Regions from separate parts of the Mus musculus genome. Here region 2 is linked to region 1. The links are chromatin loops, found by intact Hi-C in ENCODE. Cell type or tissue: left cerebral cortex. All regions are shown on one strand. Each heading gives the region's core, and the rest is flanking DNA. Links, peaks and the distances in the headings are about the cores only.

Region 1 (2,819 bases), core at 73-2,572:
CTGTTTGAGGATGTAGAAGCAATGGCTGCAAGAATAAGAGGCAGATGGTCATATTAGAGCTGCAGTCAAGAAGCAGAGAGAGATGAATACTTGTGCTACACTCAGTTTCTTCTTTATCCCGCCCGCCCAAAAAGAAGTAGACTCACAATTCCTTGTTACAACCTATCTCTCTGTTATAGAGTTTGTAATTTGCATACTGGGAAACCAGACAAAGACACACTATCTCAGAGAGAATGGTCTTCTACCAGTAGGCCTCTGTGTTGTGTGTGAATAGGAAGGAGGGAGGCCGAGGTATTGATCCCTTAGGCTGCACAGCACATTTTTCTGAGACCCTTGGACTTTGCTTAGGCAAAATCCCACAACTGCTTTCTGCTTTTTAATGCAGTCATAGATCTTAGCCCATGGGATGGTACTGCACACAGTTTGTCTGGGTTTTCTTACCTCGGTCTAGAAACACTCTCATCATATCCATGTCTCCTAGGTAATTCTAAATCCCGTCAAATTGACAGTTAATATTAGGTTTCACAGTGTGTTTCCTATACCTGGGGTGGAGGATAGACTTTAAATAACTCCAAACCATACAAATGAAGGGAGAAAGGTATCCAAGTAGGGGGGGAGAGGAAGACTCTACATGATGATGCCACGTGTTCTTTGCTTCTGTTGTTATTGTTCAGCCCTGCTTTTCCCTTTTCTAGATGGGAAACCCAACTGATGCATTTTTATTTTTCCGTTTGGGTTTGATGGTTTCTACCTGCACTCCTGTCTACTTCTGGCTAACTCCACCAGCCTCCAGCAGCTTAAGCTAAGAGCCCAAGACTGGCAGTCACAGAGAAGCAGCTTTATGCTCCAAGTTCATTATTAACACCTAATATGACCTTGAAAAAGTTGCTTAATCTTTCTGAACCTCGGTTTCATGGGCTGTAAAATGAAGAGAATCCATCCTCATTAAATCACTGTGAAAATGCTAATGAGATTGGATAACTCCTTCCAGCACCCATCCCCCTGCTTGCCCTTTGCAAAAGCGGTGGAACAACTTACAAATTAGATGCTTTGAAGTCAGAGGCAGCCTCTGTTGTCATTTCCAAGAGATGAATCCTGGCAGGCTGTGTGCCTGGTTTTTTTAAAGCTTTGCTGACATTTATATATAGAAAATATGGAGGCGTTTATCATCCACTTCTTTTAGAACAAGCTCCCACAGGTCTGAGGCTCTTTAAAACAGAAACATATTTAAATGTATATAAAGATCATAGAAGGATAAAAATCTTCATGCGAACTCAGGGGGTAAGTCTATGGGATTTGGAGAGGGCATGGCTCAGAATCTGGCATGTTATAGCTTTCTTCTTGCATGTCCTAGGAATACTCTGTGACAGAGGATTGCAGAGTTATCAGGAGTTTGTTTCTATTGGTATAGGTTTAAAATGCCAGGTAGGAGAACATAACATTCTTTTTTATTTGCCAAAGAACCTTTTTCTCCTCAAAATTTGTGACCTAGAAAGGTCATACAGAATATTAGCCTTCTCCGGGCCCTGATCATTCTCACCCGAATGTTTGTTCTTATACCTTCCAGATAAGCGAAATGTAGGCTAGTTTGGTGGGGTAAGCTGGAAGCACCTGTGACCTGTGATAGCAAAGCTGGGAATCAAGTCCATCTGAGTCAGGCCATTCTTCCAGCCACCTTGAGGTCCCAGCCATATGAGACAACGAGAAATAGACAGTCCCCTGAGTTCAAGCCTCCTGATTGCTTCGTGGGACAAGCAGCCCAGGTAGACAAAATTATTTGGTAACAATTTTAAAAGCTCACAAAAATCTGTAATTGTTCCAAAAAAAGAGTATTTTTTTTCAAACTAGATTTTAAAAGAAGATAAGAGAATGCAGAATGTCACAAGAGGGCCTGAGGTAGCTAACTGGTAAATCTTATAACCACATGGAAGTATTATACCATGGGATATGGAAATGCTGCTGCTGGACAGGACAAATGCTCCCTTCCCCAAGCATCAAGACTCGACTCTGCCTTCTTCCCTGCCCTTTCCAATCAGAGAAGAAGAGTGGATATCTTATGGTATAGCAACCATCCTAAGGCCTTCTGAGTTGTTTTCTAGCTGAGAGATTCAGTATGAGATGTGTAGCCACAAGTTGAGAACTTTTGCTCTATCAGTTTCAAAGTTTCTGGTCTTAGATTAAAAATTTTAATAAATCTGGGCTGAATTTTGCTCTAATTTAATTCATATGGCCATGTGTACTATTTGACACAAGCTAAGGTCATTTAGGAAAACAGAATCTCAATTGAGAAAATGCCACTGTCAGATTGGCCTGTTAGAAAGTCTGGAAAGGTATTTATACCAGTACCCTGCTATTTTTATTACTATGACTCTGTAGTATAATTTGAAACCAGCTATGGTGATATCTCCAGGTTCTTTTTGCTCAGAATTGGTTTGACTACCTGGAGCCTTTTGCATGTGAAATCCCCCAAACACTATTTCAGTGAAGAACAACAGGAAAATGCAAAAATCAAAGAAACAATGTTAGTTTATGAAAAAAAAAAAAAAAAAGAAAAGTTCGTGAACCCATAGCCTAACTGACTAATATGAAGAGATTCAAACTCACAAATTTAGAGACGAAAATGAAGACATCACAGCAGATATCAATGTAGTTTGGAAAATCTTTAGCAAACACCTTCAAAACCAATTATGTGGAAAAATCTAAAAGAAATGAATGAGTTCCTAGGTTCATAAGTTAAATCAAAATTAAATAACATAACCAGATTTAAAACCAGTAGTAGCATTAAATGTAATAAAAATATTCTTCAAAGTAGCCACTGA
Region 2 (2,819 bases), core at 317-2,816, 450 kb after region 1:
TTGTTTGTTCATTTGACGTGATAATGTTGTTAGTAAGCTTCCTCCTGAGTCCATTTCTAAATTATTCCGAGACATCCAAAAGAAATCCCAAATTTCCATAAGAACAGCTCCATGTCCCAGAGTGAACATCACAGTACATAAAGGTGATCGTGTGCACACAACAAGCACATTTTTAAGTTAATGTTTTGAGCTGCAGGATGAGCCCACATGCTCAGATCCAAACAAGTTTAAATCAGAACTAAAACTAGAGTTTTACTCTCAGTATCATTTCCATTTCACAGAAGTGTGATGTCTTCCAGTTTCACCACATTTTATCTTTAGGAATCTCTCATAACTGACCAAACAGAACCTGATAAGTTGCCTGGATCAGAAGAAAAAGAAACAAAAGTCTTCTATTTCTCCATTCTGTGATAAATTGGTGTCCTTTATTTTTATACCTTTGTTTTCAATTGTTGCAAATGAATTGCAATTGTTGGTTAAAATGTAAATTGTTTATATTGTTAAATTAAGTTATATTGTTTATGTGGGTAAATATAGCTATACTGTTTCTTTCACTTTCCTCCAACTTGCCAACACCTTCATCCTTTCTCAAATTTAAGATCTTTTTAAATATTGTTGAGAGATTATTTTGCATGAGTACATGAGTACAACTTCACAGGCATATTTAGTGTTGCATATATATGTATATATGTATATGTGTGTGTATATATATATACACGTGTGTGTGTGTATGTGTGTGTGTGTGTGTGAGAGAGAGAGAGAAAGAGAAAGAGAGAGAGAGAGAAAGAGAGAGAGAGAGAGAGAGAATTTCAGAGCTGACCACTTAGTATTGTACAACCAGTTAAGAGCTCATACTGGGAGACAACTACTTCTCTTTTCAGCACTCCTTAACTTCTTGTAGTTCTTTACCTAAGGGTGGGGCCCCATGACATAACCCCCCTTCCATATGTATCATAACTGAAGCATTCCTGTCATTTTTAGGAAACACAATCTTGTAGCGCACATTCTGAGCTTCTGCTCCATACAATCTTAACACCCCCACTTCTATGATGTTTCCTGAGCCTTAGGTGCAAGGGTTGTAATTAATGGGGATGGACACTCTGTAATCAGCTGTTATCTGCATTTTTACCAGTTGTGGTTTTCTGTAATAGGATCCTTCCATTGTCAAGAGAAGAGTTTTCGTAAGGGCATAGGAGCTAAATTTATCTGTGGGCATAAGGATATGTATTTGGATGGTAGTTAGGAATTATGATGATTTAATATAGCAATACTAGTAGGCTCTCATCTAAGATGTATGGCCTCACACTAGGCATAATTTCCTTCCTTTTGAGCATCCCTATTAGTACAATTCGAAAGCTGTTGGCTACTGTCAAGATATGTGTAGCATTATTGCATTCTTAGGAATATCTCATCATGCTAGCCATTGTTGTTGTGCACAGGCATCACAGCCAGGTAAGGCTGGAGTGTTTTTAAACAACCACAAGAATAATATACCCCAAAAGTATACACATACATTTTTCTGTTCTCGGTATCCATTTATTTCTTGATGGACATATGGGTTAGCTTTATTTCCTTGCTGTTATAAATAATGCAGAAACCAACAGTAGTTGTATAACTAAATATACATGGTAGGATAGAGAATCCTTTGATTATATGCATAGGAATGATAGAGCTAAGTTGTGTAATAGTTCTATTTTCAATTTTAGAGAAGTATGTAGGATGTGTGAGTATGTTTTATGGATGTGTGAAAATATATGGATATGCATGTGCTTTTCAGTGCACGTTCACCTCTGGAAGTAAGATGTAAATGGATGGAGTTTTCTTTTCTATCTCCCTCTGCCTCTATCTATCTATCATCAAGCTAGCTAGCTAGCTATTTTGAGGTAATCTCTTTCAATGAAGTTGGAGTTTACTGATTGGTTAGACCAGCTGGCCAGTGAGACACTAAGATCCTCCTAGTGCTGTGAATGACAGAAACACATAGCTATGCCCACCCTGTACTTGGTGCGAGATAGCCTCATGCTTGTGCATCAAGCAATTTATCCAGCAAGCCTTTTCCCCCAGATCATATGTTTAAATTCTGAGAATTTTATCCTTGTTTCCATAATATCTGTACTAGTCATATCCCCATGGCAGTGTATAATGAATGGTGCCTTTCTCTCTTCATCCTTGTTATCTTTTGTGCTAGAGAAATGAAGGAAGGCAATAGGATACCCAAGACATAAGTTAATGGGAGTGGGTAGAAGAATTCCAGAGCCAAGGGGCTGGGGAGAAAAAGTGGCTAAAAAAACAATAAAAATAATTTTTTGAGACAGGGTTTCTCTGTATAGCCTTGGCTGTCCTGGAACTCACTCTGTAGACCAGGCTGGCCTCGAACTCAGAAATCTGCCTGTCTCTGCCTCCCAAGTGCTGGGATTAAAGGCATGCGCCACCACTGCCCGGCTTAAAAATAAATTTTATTTGAAGATGATACTCAACATTGCATATATTAAGTAAAAATAAACGAAATAATTTTAAACAGCAAAAAGGAAAAAATAAATTGGATGCCACCTCATAGGTAAAATAACAAGTTCCTATTATAGAAAAGCATGTGGTTTAGAAACTATTGCTGTGGCCATTGTAGAAAAGAAAATAAATCAACTCTTAAAAGATCATGCTTAAAGAAAAGCAAGAATTTCTGAAGTATGTTTCACAATTGTCTCCAGCTCTTTTAAGAATTTTGTAATAGGGCTGACAATGTTCTCAGGTTGGCCTTGAGCTTGCAATGTTCTTGCCTCAGCCACCCAACTGACTTGACTTAAAGACATGTACAGCGATGC

Evidence for each region. Peaks named below come from ENCODE experiments on the same cell type or tissue, not always from the same donor. Only the 100,000 strongest peaks of a DNase experiment are listed, where the experiment ranks them.
Region 2: it touches region 1 in a loop (18-fold over the local background); 2 of 42 quality-filtered maps call a loop at or near these places.

What each region holds. Positions count from the first base shown.
Region 1 is chr9:23,496,786-23,499,604 of GRCm38, forward strand. No RefSeq gene overlaps it. Among named protein-coding and RNA genes, the nearest start is that of Gm39311, 83 kb to the right of the region's middle. In left cerebral cortex, for the core only: no CTCF peak of the experiment used is centred there; DNase peaks (open chromatin) are centred at 75 and 1,070; H3K27ac peaks cover 2,117 bases.
Region 2 is chr9:23,949,822-23,952,640 of GRCm38, forward strand. No RefSeq gene overlaps it. Among named protein-coding and RNA genes, the nearest start is that of Npsr1, 150 kb to the right of the region's middle. In left cerebral cortex, for the core only: no CTCF peak of the experiment used is centred there; a DNase peak (open chromatin) is centred at 1,864; H3K27ac peaks cover 1,966 bases.